2 separate regions of the Homo sapiens genome follow, and region 1 is linked to region 2. Evidence: chromatin contacts called from ENCODE Hi-C or POLR2A ChIA-PET data. All regions are on one chromosome and are shown on one strand. The core of a region is the stretch at or near the end of the contact, and the rest is flanking DNA. Distances in the headings are between cores, read along the strand shown.

What was found. Hi-C counts contacts between places; a loop is a spot of excess contacts on that map. ChIA-PET counts read pairs that join two places held with the same protein, here RNA polymerase II (POLR2A). Pooled maps may share reads with other maps.
Region 1: a pooled map shows a loop between it and region 2 (3-fold over the local background). The contact joins two enhancer-like sites. A Hi-C loop is called at or near these places in 1 of 168 maps with a recorded cell type or tissue (mammary epithelial cell), 1 of 37 single-sample maps with no recorded cell type and 5 of 50 pooled maps. POLR2A ChIA-PET finds 5 or more read pairs at or near these places in 3 of 52 experiments (MCF 10A, T-cell and activated CD8-positive, alpha-beta memory T cell).

The regions. Positions count from the first base shown.
Region 1 is chr1:52,682,201-52,688,155 of GRCh38, reverse strand. It overlaps COA7 (cytochrome c oxidase assembly factor 7), which reads left to right. Exons shown (of 3, transcript NM_023077.3): 3 at 1-3,707. The coding sequence ends at 436. Among named protein-coding and RNA genes, the nearest start is that of COA7, 13 kb to the left of the region's middle. RefSeq lists a silencer at 1-193. Within about 2 kb of position 1,780, at least 2 of the 41 ENCODE cell types and tissues checked have a DNase peak (open chromatin) inside an H3K27ac peak, as active enhancers do.
Region 2 is chr1:52,520,107-52,525,865 of GRCh38, reverse strand. It overlaps TUT4 (terminal uridylyl transferase 4), which reads left to right. Exons shown (of 30, transcript NM_001009881.3): 2 at 1-303. Among named protein-coding and RNA genes, the nearest start is that of TUT4, 30 kb to the left of the region's middle. Within about 2 kb of position 2,330, at least 2 of the 41 ENCODE cell types and tissues checked have a DNase peak (open chromatin) inside an H3K27ac peak, as active enhancers do.

The DNA of each region.
Region 1 (5,955 bases), core at 531-3,030, 160 kb before region 2:
GGACCTGAAAGCTGCCGCCAGGTGCTTTTTGATGGCGTGTGAGAAGCCTGGAAAGAAGTCAATAGCAGCATGTCACAACGTTGGCCTCCTGGCACATGATGGACAGGTTAATGAGGATGGCCAGCCTGACTTGGGAAAGGCCAGGGACTACTACACAAGGGCCTGTGATGGTGGCTATACTTCCAGTTGCTTCAACCTCAGTGCCATGTTCCTGCAGGGTGCCCCAGGCTTTCCCAAGGACATGGACCTGGCATGTAAATACTCCATGAAAGCCTGTGACCTGGGTCATATCTGGGCCTGTGCCAATGCCAGTCGCATGTACAAGCTGGGGGATGGTGTTGATAAGGATGAGGCCAAGGCCGAGGTGCTAAAAAATCGAGCCCAGCAGCTACACAAAGAACAGCAGAAAGGTGTCCAACCCTTAACATTTGGGTAATGTGGTCCACCCTCCCTCCCAGGCAACAAACTGCTTGAGGCTGGCAGCTCCTGTTTCTGAAGACTGATGCAGCCCTTGAAGGTCAACCTGCTGGAGCAAAAAAACTTGGGACTTGAATTTGTAGCTCCATTTACATGGATCCATTGCCCCAGCTACTGGAGTATAGCCTACAATGTTTATTTCAGTCAATATTCCTTTATCTGGGTGTTCTGTACAATGTTTATTACAGTCAATATTCCTTCATCTGGATGTTCTGTGAAGATAGCCATGTTTATGGGGGTCTTAGTTTTCAAACTCTGGCAACTCTGTGAAAAATAGGAGCAAACTAGAGAGCCCTGGAGATTGGTAGTAGGGAAGGGAGGATAGCAGGAAGTTTGAAAAATTAGCAGCCCCGGGGCCTAAAGGAATCAGCTGTCATCATTTTCATCATTATTATTTTGGTTAGGATGGCTTGAAAATCAGAACGTATCTTGGTTTACGTAATTGAGGTCTTAAAGAACTAAGAACAGTTAAATAGTCACAACTACCACCCTCTGACTTACATAATCATTGGTGTGGGCTTCGTTTTGCCTTTAGAGTCACATCTTTCAGTAAATTCACAGAGATCAAGAGGGACGTGCAACATACAGCTTAAAGGCTGTTATGCTTCAGGGTTGCTGAAGAAGATGAAACATCAGCCTGCCATCGTCTAGAAGAGACATTGGCAGTTAAAAATTAGCACCTCCAGTGTAGTCGCCTGGCACTGCCCATCATGCTGAGGGAGCAGATTCTTCCCAAGGCAGCTTCAGCTAGGAGTTTGTAAGCAAGGACTTTGTGACACATTTGTCCCCTGGAACTGAGCCTTTTTAACTGTCCCTGTGAATGAACAATTTTGAGTGACCTACGGTTTGTGTTAATTAGTGTTCTTTCCAGATTCCAGGTACCGTAGAGAGTATGTTCTTTGTGGTGGTTGTGCCTTTTAAGAACATTTGTGGCCGGGCACGGTGGCTCACGCCTGTAACCCCAGCACTTTGGGTGGCCAAGGCGGGTGGATCACGAGATCAGGAGATCATGACCATCCTGGCTAACACGGGGAAACCCCATCTCTACTAAAAAATACAAAAAATTAGCCGGGCGTGGTGGCAGGCGCCTGTAGTCCCAGCTACTGGGGAGGCTGAGGCAGGAGAATTGCTTGAACCCGGGAGGCGGAGCTTGCAGTGAGCTGAGATTGCGCCACTGCCCTCCAGCCTGGGCGATAGAGTGAGACTCCGTCTCAAAAAAAAAAAAAAATTTGCTTTTTCTGTTGTCTCCCCAGCTTGTCACCAGGGGGCGAGCTTGCCATTTCCCTGCTGGTAACAATACCATTCTGTCACCATCTACTGTTTTAGGCTTCCGTTTTGCAGCCGTCCTGAAAGGAAGGCTTGCTGTGTAAATGAAGGCTTGTGAGCACAGCAGCCAGCCTCTCAAGTTGATAGAGGACAGGGACTTCCCCAAGTGCACAGAGGAGATTTCAAAAGACATCAAATTCACTTTTTAAAAATGTAAAGTAGCTTTTGGTGTGCTTAAACTAGGTCAGGCCAGGCGTGGTGGCTCATGCCTGTAATCCTAGCATTTTGGGAGGCCAAGGCAGGTGGATCACTTGAGGTCAGGAGTTCGAGATCAGCCTGGCCAACATGACGAAACCCCTTTCTCTACTAAAAATATAAAAATTAGCTGGGCGTGGTGATGCATACCTGTAATCCCAGCTACTTCGGAGGCTGAGGCAGGAGAATCACTTGAACCTGGGAGGCAGAGGTTGCAGTAAACTGAGACTGTGCCACTGCACTCCAGCCTGGGCAACACAGCAAGACTCTGTCTCAAAAACAAAAACAAAACTAGGCCAGGTGCAGTGGCTCACGCTTGCAATCCCAGCACTTTGGGAGGCCGAGGCAGGCGGATCACGAGGTCAGGATTTCGAGAACAGCCTGGCCAACATAGTGAAACCTCGTATCTACTAAAAATACAAAAATTATCTGGGTGTGGTGGTGGGCACCTGTTGTCCCAGCTATTCAGGAGGCTGAGGCAGGAGAATCGCTTGAACCCAGGAGGTGGAGGTTGCAGTGAGCCAAGACCATGCCATTGCACTCCAGCCAGGTAACAGAGTGAGACTCTGTCTCAAAAAAACACACACACACACACACACAAAACTGTAGGTCAAAAAACATGAAAATATGTTCAACATCACTAATTAGGGAAATGTAAATCAAAAACCACAATGAACTCTTAAAATTCAACAGTAAGAAAACAACCTGATTAAAAACAGGCCAAAACCCTTAACATATCTCAGCAAAGAAGATAGACAGGTGGCAAATAAGCATATGAAAAGATGTTCCATATAACATGTCATCAGGAAAATGCAAGTTAGAACAACAGACCACTATACAACTATTAGAATGGCCAAAATCCAAAGCACCGACAGCATGAAATGCTGGGAAAGTTGGAGCAACCAGAACTCTTATTCCTTGCTGGTGGGAACGCAAGATGGCACAGCCACTTTGGAAGACAGTTAAGCAGTTTCTTACAAAAACTAGGTAAGCTCTTACCATGTGATCCAGCAATCTTGCTCTTTAGTATTTACCTGAAGGAACTGAAAACATGTCCACACAAAAACCAGCACATGGATGTTTATAGCAGCTTTATCTATAATTGCCAAAACTCAACCCAAAATGTCTTTCAGTAGGTAAATGGGTAAATAAATTGTGGTGCATGTAGTCATTATTCAGTGCTTAAATCAAGCTATGACAAATTATGAGTTATCAAGCTATAAGAAGTCACAGAGGAACTTAAATGAATGCTACTAAATGAAGCCAGTCTGAAAAGGCTTCATATTAAATGATGCCAACTATATGACACTGGGATGTATTCTGGAAAAGGCAAAACTATGGAGACAGTAAAAAGCAGTGGGTGGGGGAGGGGAGGGAGGAATAATTGGAGCACAGAAGATTTTTAGGGCAGCGAAACTACTCTGTATGATACTATAATTATAAATACCTGTCATTGTACATATGTCCAACCCCCTAAAATGTACAACACCAAGAGTGAACCCTAATGTAAACTGTGGACTTTGAGTGATAATGATGTGTCAGTGTAGGTTCATCAATTACTGCAAATGTACCTCTTTGGTGGGAGATGTTGAAAATGGTGGAGACTATGCATGTGTGGGGACAACAACTATATGGGAAATCTCTGTACCCTCTCAATTTTGCTGTAAACCTAAAATTGCTCTAAAATATAAAGTCTATTAAAACCACAATGATATTGCCTCATATCCCATTAGGATGGCTACTATTAAACACCAAAACAAAGTAAGTGTTGTCAAGGATACAGAGAAATTAGAACCCTGTGAACTGGTGCAGCTCCCCCAAAATGAAAAACAGAATTGCCGTTTGATCCAGCCATTCCACTTCTGGGTACATATCTGTGTTAGGCCATTCTTGCATTGCTATAAAGAAATACCTGAGACTGGGTAATTTATAAAGAAAAGTTTAATTGGCTCAGGAAGCATGGTGCTGTGCATCCTATTGGCTTCTGGTGAGGCCTCAGAAGCTTACAGTCATGGTGGAAGGCACAGGGGGAGTCAGTGTATCACATGGTGAGAAGGCAAGAGCAGGAGCAAGAGAGTGAGCAAGGGGAGATACCACACACAAATCTCCTGAGGACAGCACCAAGGGGAGGGTCCTAAACCATTCATGAGAAATCCTCCCCATGATCCAATCACCTCCCACCAAGCTCCACCTCCAACATTGGGGATTAAATTTCAACGTGAGATTTGGGGGACAAGTATCCAAACTATTAATATCCAAAAGAATTGAAAGCAGGGTCTCCAAGAGGTATCTATACCCATATTCTTAGCAGCACTATTCATAGTAACCAAAGGGTAGAAGGAACCCAAATGCCCATCAGCAGATGAATGAATACACAAAAGGCGAGATGTACATGCAATGGAATATTATTCAGCCTTGAAAAGGAAGGAAATTCTGACACATGCCACAAAACATGGCTGAATCTTGAGGACATCGTGCTAAGAGAGTCACAAAAAGACATGCTGTATAAGCCAGTCACAAAAAGACATGCTGTATATGAGGCATCTAAACTTGGGTATGAGTTGTATATAAACTCAGAAACAGAAAGTAAAATGGTGGCTGCCAGGGGCTGGGGTGAGGAGGAAATGAGTTTTTTGTTTTTGTTTTTGTTTTGAGATAGGCTCTTGCTCTGTCGCCTAGGCTGGAGTGCAGTGGCACTATCATAGCTCACTGCAGCCTCTAACTCCTGGGCTCAGGTCATCCTTCCACCTCAGCTTCCCAAGTAGCTGGGACTACAGGTACACACCACCACGCCCAGCTAGTTTTTGTATTTTTTGTAGAGACGAGGTTTTGCCATATTGCCCAGGCTGGTCTTAAACTCCTGAGCTCAAGTGATCTTTCCGCCTCGGCCTCCCAAAGTTCTGGGATTATAGGTGTGAGCCACCATGCCTGGCCAAAATGGGTTGTTTAATAGGTAAAGAGTTTCAAATTTGTAAGATGAAAAAATAATGGAGATTGTTACACATCAAATGTGAATATACTTAACACTACTGAACTATATGTTTAAAAATGGTTAACCCAGCCTGGCTTACATGGTGAAACCCTCTCTCTACTAAAGATACAAAAATTAGCTGGGCGTGGTGGCATGCGCCTGTAGTCCCAACGACTCAGGAGGCTGAGGCACGAGAATCACTTGAACCTGGGAGGTGGAGGTTGCAGTGAGCTGAGATTGCACCACTTCACTCCAGCCTAGGCAACAGAGTGAGACTCCATCTCAAAAAAAAAAAAAAAAAAAAAAAAAAAAGAGGTTAACATGGTAAATTTTATGTTTTACCACAATTTAAAAAAAAAACATATTGACTTTTTAAAAATGCAAGGTTTGAAGTTTTTTTATTATAAAATTAGTATGTTCTCATAAAATGCAATTTGAAACAGAAGAAACCATCACCCCTCACTATTCTTTTATCACCTATGGGCATTCTTTGGCACAATAGCGTTCTCACTATTTAACCATTTTTTTAAAGAATCATATCTTTTTTTTTTTTTTTTTTTTTTTGAGATGGTGTCACCCAGGCTGGAGTGCAGTGACGTGATCTCAGCTCACTGCAACCTCCACCTCCCAGGTTCAAGTGATTCCCCAGCCTCAGCCTCTTGAGTAGCTGGGACTACAGGCGAGCGCCACCACAGCCGGCTATTTTTTGTATTTTTAGTAGAAATGGGGTTTCACCATGTTGATCAGGCTGGTCTCTAACTCCTGACCTCAGCTGATCCACCCACCTTGGCCTCCCAAAGTGCTAGGATTACAGGCATGAGCCACTGTGCCCTGCCAAGAATCATATCTTTTCAACTAACAGGTTTTGTAATTTTTTTTTTTCTTTTTGAGATAGGGTCTCTCTGTGTCACCTAGGCTGGAGTGCAGTGGTGCAATCATAGCTCACTGCAGCCTCAACCTCCTGGGCTCAGGTGATCCTCCTACCT
Region 2 (5,759 bases), core at 1,081-3,580:
AAGCAGAAAAAGCATCCAGTTATCAGATGAAGTCAGAAAAAGTACCAAGTTCACCAGCAGAAGCAGAAAAGGGACCCAGTTTACTGTTGAAAGACATGAGACAGAAGACAGAATTACAACAGATTGGAAAAAAAATTCCAAGCTCCTTTACTTCTGTGGACAAAGTGAATATTGAAGCTGTAGGGGGAGAAAAATGTGCTCTGCAAAACTCACCACGATCTCAGAAGCAACAGACATGTACAGATAATACTGGTGATTCTGATGATAGTGCTTCAGGAATTGAAGACGTATCGGACGATTTAAGTAAGTCATTTTTTGGAGGGATTTTTGTATATTAATGTTCTTTAGATTATCCCCGGTTTAACCATTTTAATTACAAAAAGTCATGTTTATACATAATTGTTTAGCACTTTTGTTCCCGTATGAAAACATCCACATTAATAATACTTGCATTAATGGTTTCTTACTAGATTGATCCTTGGTGAAGCTAAAAAAAAAAAGCCTTTTCATTTATTATGGTAGGTACAAAGACTGTGCAAATAAAAATTTAGTATCTTCTTTAGTTGGTACACACATGCTCGTACACATACACACTCTTGTTTAAATGGTCTTGATAAGGTATTGCTCATTCATTCACCAAATATGTATGTATTGAGTTCTTCTTATATATATATCAAGCATTTGTTTACAATGGAAAACCAAAACAAACAAACAAAAAAACCCATAGCCCTAAACTTCAAGGAAGCTTCCAGTCTGATAGGAGGGTGGTACAGATAAACAATGATTTTCAGTGCCAAAAACTTAATTGAAGTTGAGAGAGCACATGATTAAATAGTGAGATTTAGACTTTGGGCAGACAAAATAGGTGATATAAATTGTGAGACTGAGTATTACTGAGACTTAGTACGGCTGGAGCAGAAAGTTGAGGTTGAGAACGGCAAAAGATGCAGCTGAAAGGGAACACAGGAATATCAGGGCCTTCTAAGCCATGCCAGAAAGTTTGGACTTTATCCTGAGTATTTTCAGAAGCCATTGAAGAATTTTTTTTTGTTTTTTGTTTTCTGAGACAGAGTCTTACTGTGTTGCCCAGGCTGGAGTGCAGTGGTGCGATCTCCACTCACTGCAACCTCCGCCTCCCAGGTTCAAGCAATTCTGTCTCAGCCTCCTGAGTAGCTGGGACTATAGGCACGTGCCACCATACCTGGCTAACTTTTTTATTTTTAGTAGAGACGGGATTTCACCATATTGGCCAGGCTGTTCTTGAACTCCTGACCTTTTGATCTGCCTGCCTTGGCCTCCCAAAATGCTGGGATTACAGGCATGGAAGAGTTTTTTTTTTTTTGAGATGGAGTCTCGCTCTGTCACCCACGCTGGAGTGCAGTGGCGCAATCTTGGCTCACTGCGAGCTCCCCCTCCCGGGTTCACGCCATTCTCCTGCCTCAGCCTCTCCGAGTAGCTGGGAGTACAGGCGCCTGCCACCAAGCCTGGCTAATTTTCTGTATTTTTAGTAGAGACGGGGTTTCACCGTGGTCTCAATCTCCTGACCTCGTGATCCGCCTGCCTCGGCCTCCCAAAGTGCTGGGATTGCAAGCGTGAGCCACTGTGCCCGGCCTTTGGAAGAGTTTTAAGTAAAGTAATGCTGTGATCAGATTTTTAAAAAAATCCTTTTGAGTATAATGCAGGAAATTCTTTGATAGGAACAGGACTGGAAGCAGGGATTGGTTAGGACACTTAGAGTTTACTTTGAGAACTGTTGTAAAATTCATTTTGTTGTGGGATCCTGATTTTAGTTTTAATTGTTTAGAAATATTGTCTATGTCTTTTGAGTAACTTTAATCCTGATTTTGTTTAAATTAAATAATTTCTTTTATAATCTTTTTTTCCTAGTGTTTTCATGGCTGGAAAAATACAGCGTTATCTTGATGTAGAAATAAAAAGAACCTATTTCTGAATCATTATTTGCCACACTTTGAGAAACACTGGTAAAGAATTCTGAAATAGCTTGTTTTTATTTCTTGTGGTACACAGATGATGGTATATCGACAGACTTAAAAGAATTTTAATAGAGTTGACTTTATGTGTCTCAGTCTCAATTGTATATTAAGGCTGAGGGCAAGGCCAAATTTAAAAACTAAGTCAGTTTAGAGACAGAATCAAATAAGTGATAATACTGGTAATGTTTAGATATGGGAAAAATGTAAACATCATGGTACTTGAATGATTCAGGAAATAGTGGTGGTTTTTTTTTTTGTTTTGGTTTGGTTTTGTTTTTGAGACAGGGTTTTGCTCTGTCACCCCGGCTGGAGTGCAGTGGTGTGAACTTGGCTCCACTGCAACTTCTGCCTCCCACGTTCAAGCAATTCTCCTGCATCAGCTGGGACTACAGGTGTGCGCCACCATGCCTGGCTAATTCTATATTTTTAGTAGAGACTGGGTTTCACTGTGTTGGCTAAGCTGGTCTTGAACTCTTGGCCTCAAGTGATACCCCCACCTTGACCTCCCAAAGTGCTGGGATTACAGGCATGAGCCACTACACCGGGCCAGTAAATAGTGGTGTTTAAGGTCACTTAATTGGCCAGGCGCGGTGGCTCATGCCTGTAATCCCAGCACTTTGGGACGCCGAGGTGCATGGATCACCTGAGGTCAGGAGGTCGAGACCAGCCTGGCCAACATGGTGAAATCCCATCTCTACTAAAAATAGAAAAATCAGCCGGGTGTGGTGGCACATGCCTGTAATCTAAGCTACTCGGGAGGCTGAGGCAGGAGAATTGCCTGAACCAAGGAGATGGAGGTTGCAGTGAGCCAGGATCGCGCCACTGCACTCCAGCCTGGATGACAGAGCGAGAGTCTGTCTCAAAAAAAAAAAAAAAAAAAAAAAGATAGTTAAGGGTCTTGTTATTTGAATTGGTGAAAAACATGATTTAAAGATTATTTATTTTTTGAGACAGAGCTTCACTCTGTTGTCCAGGGTGGAGTGCAGTGGTGTGATCTAGGCTCACTGCAACCTCTGCCTCTGAGTTCAAGCGATTCTCCTACCTCAGCCTCCCAAGTAGCTGGGACTGTAGGCGCCTGCCACCACGCCCAGCTAATTTTTGTATTTTTACTGGAGATGGGGTTTCGCCATGTTGGCCAGGCTGATCTCAGACTCCTGACCTCAGGTGATCCGCCTGCCTCAGCCTCCCAAAGTGCTGGGATTACAGGCATGAGCCACTGCCCTGGCCAAAGATTATTTTCTTTTAAAGTCAACAAAATAATTGAGATGACATAGAGAGATAGTTAAGAATATGGGCTCTGGAGTGAAATTGCATGGGTTTTGAATTCCAGCTTCTTTACTTACTTTGTAACCTTCAATAAACTGCTTATCACTGAAAAATATGTTTTCTCATTTTTAAAAAAGTGGAGATGCTGCTGCCTATGTTATGAAGATTAAGTGAAATAATCCAGTAGAGGGTTTCATGTAGTACCGGACACGTGGGCATGCAATGGCAATGACTATCACTTATTATATTACTCCAATTAAATGCAGTTTTTACTTGTTAACATGGAGAATGAGTTGAACTAGTTTCAGGAAGCTAGCTTAAGGAAGCTAGTAGACCAAGTAGAGGTTCTTTTGGGAAACTTGGTATAACAAATTAATAAAAATGATTTGTAGTATACAGTCATTTTTCATAAGTAAGTGCTTCTCATGTTTTAAAGAATTCTCTTTAAATTCATGTATAATATGATATGTATAGTATTAGCCTTGAAGTCATGTTTATACGTAATTGTTTAGCACTTCTTTTTTTCCCATATGAAAACATCCAAATTAATAATGTTTGAATTAATGATTTCTTATTAGATTGATTCTCAGTGAAATAAATACAGTAAAACCTTTATATCTAGATCATTATCTTTTTTTTTGGAGACAGAGTCTTGCTCTTTTGCCCTGGCTGGAGTGCAGTGGTATGATCTTGGCTCACTGCAACCTCCACCTCCCGGGTTCAAGTGATTCTCCTGCCTCAGCCTCCTGAGTAGCTGGGATTTACAGGTGCATGCCACCACACCTGGCTAATTTTTGTATTTTTAGTAGAAATGGGGTTACACCATGTTGATCAGGCTGGTCTTGAACTCCTGACCTTGTGATCCACCCACCTTGGCCTCCCAAAGTGCTGGGATTACAGGCGTGAGCCACTGTGTCCAGCTGTCTTTTTTTTGTTGTTTTTTGAGACAGAGTCACCCTGTCACCCAGGCTGGAGTGCAGTGGCGCGATCACAGCTCACTGTAACTTCTACCTCCTGGGCTTAAGTGATTCTTGTCCTTCAGCCTCCTGAGTAGCTGGGACTGCAGGCGTGTACCACTACACCCGGCTAATTTTTGTATTTTTAGTAAAGATGGGGTTTCACCATGTTAGCCAGGCTGGTCTTGAACTCCTGACCTCAAGCCATCTGCCTGCCTCGGCCTCCCAAAGTGCTGGGATTATAGGCATGAGCTACCATACATGGCTAGATCATTATCTATTTGGACTTGATAGGTTATATAGAAATTTGATTGATCTCAGTCTTCTCCATTAGGCCTAACTTCAGCTCCCACCTGGCACATCATTTTTCTTTTTGTCATTTATTCATTCATTCAATAAAATTTTGTTTTTTGGTGTCCACTACATGCCAGGAACTGAACTAGTCATTAGGAATATATAAGTGATGGAACCGATAATTCCACTCTTATGGAGTTAATCTTCTAGTGGGATGAAACAGATAACAAACACAATAAATAAGAAAAATATGTAGTAAGTTGGCCGGGCACGGTGGCTCACGCCTGTAATCCCAGCACTTTGGGAGGCCGAGGCAGGCGGATCACCTGAGGTCAGGAGTTCAAGACCAGCCTGGCTAACATGGTGAAATCCCGTTTCTACTAAAAATACAAAAAACTAGCCAGGTATGGTGGCGTGTGCCTGTAGCACCAGCTACTCGGGAGGCTGAGGCAGGAGAATTGCTTGAACCTGGGAGGCGGAGGTTGCAGTGAGCTGAGATCGCGTCATTGCACCCCAGCTTGGACACCAAGAGCGAAACTCCATCTCAAAAAAAAAGAAAATAAAATATAGAGAGTAAGTTAAGTAAGGTGGTTTTAAATCCTTTGAGAAAAATGAAATAGGAACGACATAGGGAATGATGCTACTGTTGGTATTGGTGGAGTTAAAGTGTCAATGAGAAAGTGACATTAGAGCAAATACTTGAAGGAAAGAGGTGAACCAGCCAGGTGAATATTTGAGGAGAGAGTGTTCTTGATCTGGGTTTCTCAAACTTTAATGTGTATATGAATTGTTTGGGATTCATATTAAAATGCAGAGTCTTGGGTCTCATTTCCAGAGTGTTTTGATTCAGAAAGCCTAGGATAAGGCCTGATAAATTGGATTTCTAATAAGCTCCCAAGTGATGCTGATGCTGCTGGTCAAGATAATGCTTTCAAGCAGCCTGCACCAACTCATCTTACTTTCACTTACATCACCCTTCATTGTGTTTTCAGTATAGTAAGCAGAATGATCCTGTTAAAATGAGTCAGATCACATTACTAGTATTTAGAGTGTTTCAGTGGCTTTCCATCCATCAGAGTAAAAGCTAGTGTTCTTACAGTGGCTAGTAGAGCCTTACACGATCTGTGACACTCCCCTATTTCTCTGCCTTGCCCTCATTTGTTTACTTCTCACCCTTTCTCTCTGCTCCATCCGCATAGTTTTCTTGAATTTCCTCAACTGAGAAGATAGATATCCATATGAGGAACTT